Linked DNA regions of Homo sapiens: region 1 is linked to region 2. Evidence: chromatin loops called from intact Hi-C (ENCODE). Cell type or tissue: mammary epithelial cell. All regions are shown on one strand. Links, peaks and the distances in the headings refer to the core of each region. The heading gives the core; the rest is flanking DNA.

Evidence for each region. A loop is a pair of places that touch in the nucleus more often than their neighbours do. Peaks named below come from ENCODE experiments on the same cell type or tissue, not always from the same donor. Only the 100,000 strongest peaks of a DNase experiment are listed, where the experiment ranks them.
Region 1: a loop joins it to region 2, with 15 times the contacts of the local background. A loop is called at or near these places in 8 of 110 quality-filtered maps.

The regions. Positions count from the first base shown.
Region 1 is chr6:42,072,919-42,078,293 of GRCh38, forward strand. It overlaps TAF8 (TATA-box binding protein associated factor 8), which reads left to right. Exons shown (of 9, transcript NM_138572.3): 8 at 4,182-4,321; 9 at 4,615-5,375. The coding sequence ends at 4,627. Among named protein-coding and RNA genes, the nearest start is that of TAF8, 25 kb to the left of the region's middle. In mammary epithelial cell, for the core only: a CTCF peak has its summit at 2,779 (motif pointing right); a DNase peak (open chromatin) is centred at 2,783.
Region 2 is chr6:42,227,519-42,232,893 of GRCh38, forward strand. TRERF1 (transcriptional regulating factor 1) reads right to left here. Exons shown (of 18, transcript NM_001395490.1): 17 at 5,163-5,375; 18 at 1-1,151. The coding sequence ends at 827. The region is part of intron 1 of LOC105375061 (a long non-coding RNA gene); the gene reads left to right. Among named protein-coding and RNA genes, the nearest start is that of MRPS10, 12 kb to the left of the region's middle. In mammary epithelial cell, for the core only: a CTCF peak has its summit at 2,947 (motif pointing left); no DNase peak of the experiment used is centred there; H3K27ac peaks cover 937 bases.

The sequences.
Region 1 (5,375 bases), core at 146-5,145, 150 kb before region 2:
TTCACCGTGTTAGCCAGGATGGTCTCGATCTCCCGACCTCGTGATCCGCCCGCCTCAGCCTCCCAAAGTGCTGGGATTACAGGCGTGAGCCACCACGCCCAGCCAATAACAGGTATTTTAAATTATTATTTTATCTCTTGATGAGAGTGCACCTCTCAAGGTCTGTTGTTAGGCAGTACATTATTTAACCTGGTTCTAGTTTCTCCATGTACTTGAACATAAAGGAGCTATTCATTTTAAATTCATGTATAATTTAAATTCATGTATAATAGATTCTTTTCTCACACATTTGAACCAGCTGCTCTCTGCAGCCAACCCAGATATCTAAGCTTTTACTCTTTTATGAAAAATATACCAGTCACTCACTCAACCAGTGTTTATTTAGCACCTAGTATGTGCCAGATATTTTTTCTGGCTGCTTGGGATAAAGCAGTGAGAAAAACAAAGAAAACCTCTGCCTTTTAGGAGCAGAGTTTGGCTGTGGGAGAATGATACCAAACACAATATATGACTAAATCGTTGCATAGTATATCAGAAATGAAAGTGCTGTGTGGGGGAAAAACAGTAGGGGAAGATCCAGGGTGAGGAGGAGTCTTCAGTTTTTAAGTGGGGTGCTCGGAGTAGGCATTACTGAGAAGGGGATATCTGAGCAGGAGCTTGAAATGGGTGAGGGAGTGAGCCATGTGGATATCTGGGGAAGAGTGTTCTGGCAGAGGGAATGGGCAGTGCAAAGGCCCTGTGGAATAGTGAGTGGCTTGTGGGAGGGAGGGTCAGATTGGGTAGGGCCTTGTAGGCTATTTTAAGAGCTGGCTTTTAACTAAGAGAGATGGGAGTTGTGGGAGGGCGTGGAGCAGAGGAGGGATGTTTCTGAGCTTCTTAAAGCACCACTCTGATGGCTCGGTAAGAACGGACTAGAGAGATCAGTCAGGAAGCTGTCGCTATAGCCTAGGCGAGAGGCAGTGGTGGGCCCAAGTAGAGTGGTTGCCACAGAGGTGGTGGAAGTGGTCAGTGCCTGCCTGAATTTTGAAGGTAAGTCCAAGAGGCTGTGCTAACAGATTGGGTATGGGATGTCAGTGAAGGAAAAGGAGTGTGCCAGGTGTGGTGGTGCATGCCCATAGTTGCAGTCACTTGGGAAGCTGAGGCAGGAAGATTGAGCCCAGGAATTTGAGTCCAGTTTTGGGCAACATAGTGAGACCCTGTTTAAAAATAAAAGAAAGAAAACAAGCAAGAATGACCACAGAGTTTGTGACTCGAGCCATTAGAAGGATGGAGTTGCCATCACTTGTGATGGGAGGGACTGAGAAGCGCCGTTTACACCACAGGGGAAGGTCCCCAATTCAGACTTAGGTGCCTGAAGTCTGAACTGCCTACCTGATACCCCAGTGGAAATGCTGAGTGAGCAGCTGGCTGCATGAGCCTGGAAGTCGGGAGAGGTTAGGGCTGGCATTGTACTCCAGGGAGCTGTTGGCGTAGAGATGGCACTGAGAGCTGGGAGACTGGATGCAGTCACCACAGAGGGTGTAGGCCTTGCTAGAGCTCACAGGCAATTCAGGGAGCTCCTGACGGACCATTCTGCTCCCACTTTTTTTTACAAATCTCTGGGTCAGTTTGACACTTTACTTTTTTGTTTTTTTGAGACAGAGTCCCACTCTGTCGTCTAGGCTGGAGTGCAGTGGCACAATCTCGGCTCACTGCAACCTCCAACTCCCGGGTTCAAGCGACTGTCTTGCCTCAGCCTCCCAAGTAGCTGGGATTATAGGCGCCTACCACCATGCCCGGCTGATTTTTTTGTATTTTTAGTAGAGGCAGGGTTTCACCATGTTGGCCAGGCTGATCTCGAACTCTTCACCTCAGGTGATCCACCTGCCTTGGCCTCCCAAAGTGCTAGATTACAGGCGTGAGCCACCACGCCTGGCCTACTTTTTTTTTTTTTTTTTTAACTGGCTGACTTCCCCACCCCTAACCATCTCAGTGCTGCCTGTCCCTGAAGGGGACATTTCTATGAGGCCTGCTTGGGAGAAGGAAGCCTGCCGTCCTGCTCTTGTGAGCCACGGTGGGCCGAATGGAGGGAGCCTCTTGACCCTCCAGCAGTGTCTTGAGGCTGGCGTTTTCAGCACCTCTAACAGTGTTACCTCCATGTGTATCTCAGAAAACATTGAAGGCACGGTTGAAGTGAGCTTCCAGTAACTTTGAAGATAGGCTGTCTACTGTAGAGAAATGATAGGATGGACGGAGCGAGGAGATACTACTCATTTGTACCATTAGGAACTTCAGAAAGGTTGGATGCCAGATACCCAAGGGAGGTCTGGTTGTGGGCAGACCTTTTTTCCGGCACCTGGTCTGGCCTGAACTAGGTTGGTCCTGCAGCACTTGCTTTCAAGAGTCTCTGGAAGGCCCCAGTGGCTCTGGGTCACCTTGTGGTCCCACTGGATTGGGTGCTGGAGAGGGAAAACACACAGGCCCTGATACTGGGCCAATGGAACTGTGTCTTTGAAGAGAACAATTGATAGGACAGGGAGAGGGCACGCAGGGGAACCTAGATGTGATCTGGTTTCTTCTGGCTCATTAAACCTGAGACTGGTGTCCATGCCCTAGGCCAGCTGTCCTGTCAGGGGAACCTGCTATTTATTTCATGCCATCCGGTCATGGCATCCTCTGTCTGTTTTGACAGCAGCCTCTCCTGCTTGAGGTCAGTGAGGGCCTCTTTAGCCTCAAGTTGCAGAACAGGAATCTCAATGACTTCTTCCCCGTGGAAGAACTTCTTCCCCTTGGCCCATCACCAGGGGGCGCAGCCCGACCAAACGTGGAAAATAAAGGAGGCTGTGAATAAAGACAGGATAACTGACTGCTCATACTTCCAGAACAGTTTTTAAAATGTCAGCATATTACCTTTTTTTCTGTGTCTATACACAACTGTGACTTTTTAAGAATTTTGATCATACTGATTACATGTGAACTTACAAACTTTTCTGAAAAAACACATTTTTCTCAAAAAATGAACAGTAAAGCGGCCGGGCGCGGTGGCTCACGCCTGTAATCCCAGCACTTTGGGAAGCCAAGGCTGGCAGATCATGAGGTCAGGAGATCGAGACCATCCTGGCTAACATGGTGAAACCCCGTCTCTACTAAAAATAAAAAACTTAGCGGGATGTGGTGGCAGGCACCTGTACTCCCAGCTACTTGGGAGGCTGAGGCAGGAGAATCTCTTGAACCCAGAGGCGGAGCTTGCAGTGAGCTGAGATCACACCACTGCACTCCAGCCTGGGTAACAGAAGAAGACTCCATCTCAAAAAAAAAAAATGAACAGTAAAAAACCCTGCCTCGGAGTTCGAGACTAGCCTGGCCAACTGGTAAAACCCCGTCTCTACTAAAAATACAAAAATTAGCCGGGCGTCATGGCACATGCCTGAAATCCCAGCTACTTGGGAGGCTGAAGCAGGAGAATTGCTTGAACCCCGGAGACGGAGGCTGCAGTGAGCCGAGATCACGCCACTGCACTCCAGCCTGGGTGACACAGGGAGACTCCATCTCAAACAGGCAAACAAACAAACCCTGCCTCATAGGTTGCAGATAGGCATTACCAATGATGTGCATGTGCTGGTACCTGCTGGCTCTGCGTCCCTTAGTGGAACCCTCAAGGCTCAAGAAGTTTCTAGCCTGTGCTGGGATGTGATTGTTGGTACCATGTTGCAAGTACCAGAAATGTGAGGATTTGAGGGAGAAATCTGTTCTGACTTAGTCTATCTAGCTTGGCCAGGAGATGCGCTATGCAGATGATGTGTTCTGATCCTGTATCTCCCAGTCATGCAGGGCATCCAGGATCACTTTTCTTCTTCATCTCCCCACCTGGCCGGGCATCCTCCCTGAGGCATCTGAATTTGATTCCTGTCCCTCCCAGGTGTCTGTTCTTTCTAACCCCTGTCCCTGCCTTCTCCAGAGGTTCAAAACTCTGGACTCTGTTGTGTGCTCTCTTGGGTCAAGGCTGTTAGTCTTGCCTTCCCTTCATAGCCAGCCCCTGCCTGGTCCTCGCTTCATCGGGGCAGAGATAGGAATGTTGGAAAGAAGGTGCTTCCCAGGTTCTAATTTCTCAATTAGAGGATGCTAATGGTCATTCCAATTATAGGCATGATCTCTTTCCTTATGCTGTTGATGTTGTGCTTTATTTTGGCTTTTGCTCAAAGGAGGATTCTGGAGCCGAGAAGGAGAACACCTCTGTCCTGCAGCAGAACCCCTCCTTGTCGGGTAGCCGGAATGGGGAGGAGAACATCATCGATAACCCTTATCTGCGGCCGGTGAAGAAGCCCAAGATCCGCAGGAAGAAGTGAGTTGGAGGCTGGGGTCCAGAGAGCCTTCACTGTCCCACCGAGGTGGTCTTCTCTGCTTCTTGGAAGAGTCTCCTCAGTGGGGCGGAGCCTTGGGGAAAGCCACTCTGGTGAGAGGGAATAGTCTCCCTTTTCCTGTCCTTACTTGGCTCCCGTACATAGCTCTTGTTCCTTAGTGGTTGAGTGTCCTGCAGTCTAGGGACCAACCCTCACAGCACTGGAGCAGTTTTCCCCTAGAAGGAGAGCAGACAGGGCCCACACCAGGAGGCTCCATGGTTCCTCTTCTTTCTAGGTCCCTCTCCTGAGCTGAGAAGGAAACCTGGCTTGTACAGGGGCGCAGATTCCACCCTCCCGGGGAGTTAAAGCCACTCAAGGGAAGAAGAGGGTGACCTCCTCATGGCCAAGCCGAGGCTGCAGGGTGTGATCGGACATGATTTTCATGGCAAACCGTCTTATTAAGATGACCTATTTTCACTGGATGTTTGGGTTGAGGAAGATATGAACAGAATAATGAGAATTTTTTTTTTTATTTTGAGATGGAGTCTTACTCTATCACCCAGGCTGGAATGCAGTGGTGTGATCTCAGCTCACTGCAGTCTCAGCAACCCTGGGTCCAAGTGATTCTCCTGCCTTGGCCTCCCGAGTAGCTGGGACTAGAGGCAAGCGCCACCATGCTGGCTAATTTTTGTATTTTGAGTAGAGATAGGGTTTCGCCATGTTGGCCAGGCTGGTCTTGAACTCCTGACCTCAAGTGATCCACCCGCATTGGCCTCCCAAAGAGTTGCGATTACAGGTGTGAGCCACCACGCCCAGCTAATTTTTGTATTTTTAATAGAGATAAGGTTTCGCCATGTTGGCCAGGCTGGTCTTGAACTCCTGACCTCAAGTGATAACCCGCCTCGGCCTCCCAAAGTGCTGAGATTACAGGCGTGAGCCACCGCACCCCACCAGAGACTTTCTTAATCAATCAGGCTATGTGGTGGGGCATAGCAGCAGCCAGTGACTTCGTTCATTATCACAGGATTTGATTCCTTTGAAACTCAAGAGACCAGG
Region 2 (5,375 bases), core at 301-5,300:
CCTGGCAACTTAATATTTGCCTCCAGATGGGTCTCTAGTCAGTTCATGCTGAAACACAGCTCTGCCACCCACAACTTGGAGCTGACCAGCCCCCAGGGAACATGGAAGAGGACAGGACACACCTGTTCTAGAAAACCAGGTCCTCAGTAAACACTGCTGGGAATGAAAGCCTAAAATTATACAGTACTCCATTCCTGTGAACGGGCCAAAGGATGACGGGCAACACAGGGGAAACCTGTTTTCACATTTGGTCATCTCCTCACATGTCGTGTGAGCTGGAGGAGAGCCGTGTAACACGAGGGCTTGCTTTGCCCCTGGAAAGCTGCCCCTAGCATAGTATCTCCAGGCAAAGATGCCATGCTCACTGCAAACTATGGAATGAGGTCAGAACAGAATCAAAGTAACGCTTGATGGGAAAAGTTGGCCCCAAGACCCCAGTACTAAGAGGGTCGCCTGCGTCTCACACACACACACTCACAGCAAGCTTTGGGATAAAAGGCAACCGGGATGGTTGACATCTGAATGCAATGGAACATGAAGGTCAGCTTCAGTCCCTACTGGGAATGATTTCATGAGAAGGTAGCCCAGATGAAACACCTCTTAAAGATAGTTGTGCCAATTATTTATTCCCCCAACCCCCCACAAAAACAAATTTTTTTAAATAAAAGGAAAAGAAATAGGATTTTTTTTTCTAAACCTGAATAAAATGACCACTTTTAAAACAGGTAGTTTAAAAGGGTTACAAAACAAGCAGGCAGTCCAGGTTTCCTGATTAATGAAGATGGAGGCCGTGGGTTTTCACTGTCTCTAAGTGACACACAGGGCTTTATAGTTCTGCGTCACCCTGAAGCAAGACTGAATCTTGATCATCCAAGAGAAGATCGGTGTCCACAACTTCAGCCTCTTCCATGACACCTCCCAACTGCTGGACGACGTCGTCGTCGAGGATGTCCACATCCTTGATGGGTTTGATCAGACTCAGCTGGTCCAGGGGCAGCAGCCCCGGCGCCCCCACGGGCCCCGTAGTCCTCTCAATCGTGGCTGCCATCTCAGCTGCAAAAGCCGCCTTCTGAGCCTTTTGCCTCTGTTGTTCCTCCTGCTGCCTGTGAGTTTTCATGTGTGCATTTCGGCTTTTGATCTTGAAGAAGACTCTAAAAATAAAGAAAGAGAGGTGTGTAGAATTTAGAAGGAGATCTGAGTTCTTGGAAATCCAGGTGTCCTACGGGGAATGGGGGTGTGTGGTCTGACAAAGTCCCTGGCTGCTCGGCTTCTAGGACCTCCTTCCCCTGTGACCTGTCACCTCTCTTCCTTCCTCTCCAAGCATTACAAGGAAAGGGATGGGGACAGAACACACCTACTGTGCCTCAGGCTTCCTTCCTGTGACAATGGAGGAGGAATTCTCAAAGGCCTCCTGTCCACCTGGAGTCTGGAGCACAGGCTCTTTCTCCTCTTTCAGCCTCCCCCTTCTCCTCATCACTGACCATGCCCTCTCCACTGGAGAATCTTCTAAATCATGCTAACAAGCCCTGATGGTCCCCATCATGAAACAACCCACCATCTGCCTCTGGCCTCTGTCCCTGTTCCTCCACAGTTGAAAGTTGTTGGTTTTGTTGTTGTTGTTGTTGTTGTTTTAAATAGAGACAGGGTGTCTCTCTATTGCCCAGGCTGGAGTGCACTGGTGTGATCACAGCTCACCATAACCTTGAACTCCTGGGCTCAAGTGATCCTCCCACCTGAGCCTCTCGATTAGCTAGGACTACAGGTACATACCACCATGCCTGGCTAATTTTTAAATATTTTGTAGAGATGGAGTCTTGCTATGTTGCCCATGCTGGCCTCGAACTCCTGGCCTCAAGTGATCCTCCCACCTTGGCCTCCCAAAGTGTTGTGATTACACGTGTGAACCACTGCGCCCAACCCACGGTCAAAATTCTTGAAGGATCTGCCCACACGCACTTGGTGGATCTCTTTTTTCTCTGCTTCTTCCTCTCCAAGTGGACTGTTGTCCTCTCCCTGTCAACCCAATTGCTCTTCTCGAGGTCACTGGTAACTCTGTGTGGCCAAATTCAGTGGCCCCTGTCTTTATTGTACTTGACTTCTGAGCTACATCTACTACTCCCTTTCACTTAAGGCCCCTGCTTTGTGGCCATGATATTATCATAATGGCTACACATCCTCCAACACAGAGGACACTCCCTCTTCGCCAAGCAAGGAATTGGCAGACTTGAAATGCCAACAGTGCTGAGGTTGAGAAACCCGGGGATAAAATGATATATTGCTGGGGTTAATTCTTTAGATGAGAGGTCTGCAAACTATGGTCAGTGGGCCAAATCCTGACTGTTTTTGGGAATAAAGTTTTATTGGCACATAGCCATGTCTGTTTATGCAATGTTGATGGCCGTTTCTGTGCTGCAATGGCACAGCTGAGCAGTTATGATAAAGACAGTAAACGGCCCACAAAACCTCAAATATTAACTATCTGGACCTTTTTCAGAAGAAGCGTGCCCAGGTGTGAGACTGTTTATGGAGAGGGGGTGGCATAATACTCTTTAGTCACTTCTGAGCTCATGAAGGAAAAAACAAAACAAAACAAAAACACACACACAAAACACCTGGTTTCTAAGGCCTGAGTCCAACGGGGCTGATAAATCACAATTCTGCTTGGACACACTGAAAATGGTTAAATGTAACAAACATAATTTCAGCACCTCTAAGAGGTATTTTGTGAACATTTGCCTAATGTTATTTTGAGTTAGGAAAAGCCACAGAAACCATTTGTATTTTCCATGAAATCATAACTGGATTTCTGGTAGAAAAAGTTTCCAAGCAACGTAAGACTCCAAAAAAAAAAACATTTAATAGATGCTACTGAGACATGGCTGGGAAACATGAAATACTGATTTTTTTTAAGTTAAATCATCCTCTGTCTCCACCTGGTGGAATGTAGCGTTGTAGCCTGTTTGAGCCTAATGAGTGGGTGGTGCTAGCTCCTCTGGGGGAAAACTGGCAAGACCCTGATACCCTGATGCTGCCACTCCAGGACAAATAAGCGGGAGATCACTGAGAGTCAGCTGAGGGTGGTTCCATCATTATTTCAATTAAAAAAGCCTTAAGATCAATCCAGGGGCCCATTTCTTCCATGGTGCACCAGTGTGTGGTGGGTGGTGATGTTAAAATGACATCATGGCCAGCTTGGAAGGACAGCAGGGTGTGGAGGAGACCCACACCGAATCCCATCTCTCCCATCCCTGTGCTTCATGGGGGGAAGTGATCTGCTAGTTCCAGTTCACTTTGGTGGGTGCCATCAAGCTGGGCTTAATCAGACGCAGCATGGCATAGAGCCAGGAGCACAAGGCCAGGCCAGCCTGCATGGTGTGAATCCCCACTAGGCTGCTCGCTGTGAACTGCAACAGGGGCTTCACTTTTCTGTGCCTCAGTTTCTGCCTGTAAAAAAGAAGCTCCTAAAAGTACCTGCCTCATAGGGCTATTTTAAAGATTAATCAGTACATGTGCTATGGGTTGAATGTGTCCCCCAAACAGCACATGTTGAAAACTGAATCCCTAATGCAGCTATGTTGGAAGGTGTGGCCTAATGGGAGGTGTTTCAGTGACGAGGGCCTCACCCTCATGAATGGATTCATGCCGATTATAATAGGGTATGAGGCTGCAAGTTCAACCTCTTGCTCTCTCTCCCCTCTCTTTGCCCTTCCACAATGGGATGACTTAGCAAGAAGGCCCTTGCCAGATGCAGGCCCCTTGACCTTGAACTTCCCAGCCTCCAGAACTATAAGAAATAAATTTATTTTCTTTATAAATTATCCAGTCAGTGATATTCTGTTGTAGCAACACAAAACAGACTAAAACATGTAAAGAATCCTTTAAAACAGTGCCAGGCACATAGTTAGTACCTGATAAACAGCAGTTACTATTAAGTTGCCTGCTCTACTCTATGAGGATGTATAAGTAGAGGTCCCACCTAGCCTTGCTGATGTAACTAGGGATGTTTTCGTGGTAGAGTTTCAGAAACCACTTGGGCAGCATCTCTCCCAGGTAATACTCCTTTTCATGCTCGAGGCACTAGGAATTATGGGAAGAGGAACTCAGCAAGGCTCCTAAAGGATGTAATTCATAACAATGTAGTACCCTTCCAGTCAGGTGGACTCATTGAGAAGTACACTGGAATTCTCTACTGGAGGCTGTGGGAGGGAATCACCCATCTTACCATCAATGGCATTTTCTACCTAAAGCAAAAAACAAAGTAAACCAAAAGGAAAGAGCAGTGGTCAGAAGCCCAGGTCTGCATTCGGACAAAACTGGGTTCAAATCTCAGTTCTGCTCTTTACTGGCACTGTGATTTAGGTCAAGTCATTTTACCTAATTTTTAAACCCTTATTTGTAAAACAAAGATAAAAAAACAGTATCTGTATCACATGGAGTTTCTATGTAAGGATTAAGTGAGCTCACACACATAAAGCATGTAACAAAGTAAATGCTCAGTAAATGTTAGCTATTATAATTACTATCTCGTTACTTTTTTTCTTTAGCTGTTGTTGTTTTTTAAATTATACCTAAAAGGGGAGGATAACAAATAGGTTTTATTTCATGTGTCAACTCTGATTAATTGGTTGTGCAGCTTGAAGCATGACAACAAAAAGTAATTGAGGCTTTGTCTTAAAGTGATAGCAAAGTGTGGTGATTGATTAGTGATGTCTGCCTTAGTCACAGAAGTAAGCGAAGGTGGTAGGATTACCCTGTATGAGCCATCTGTGTTACAGAGAGTTCCTGATTAGATGTTGTAGAGCCATTCTCAAATCATTCAGCGGGGATCCAAACAGAGTAATGCTAGTGAACATAGCTTGGGTGTGAAGGGAAGGAGTGGGAACCAGAGTCCCACCTGCCATTCCTGGGAAAGAGTGAAGTTTTGTAACTTACAGGTTCACTCTCTGAAGATATCCATCCTTACAAGGCTCTAAGATAACAGAATGGCCATATTCTGAGTCTGCAACAGGACTACATACCCATCCCAAAGATGACACGAAGAAGAGTTTTGAGGTCTAAGTTCTTTTTTCTGATTGAAGAAACCTCAGGCCATCCTGGCCCAGCTCCCATAGAGCGACTACCCATCATGAACTCAGATTCAGTCCCCGGTCCCCTGCACCTACTTGCCACACTCCTTGCAGGGGAAGATGGTGGTGGGGTCTGTCTCGCCGCTGGTGGTGCTGTGAGAGGGTGAGCTCTTTACCGAACAGTACCCACTCTGGGTGCCACCAGGCTTCTGCTTCCCAGAGGGGATGGCACCTCGGGCCTTGGTCACCTGGTTGGTGCCCCCGTGGATGCGGGCATGGCCATTCAGTGCCTGTCGGGAGCTGAACACC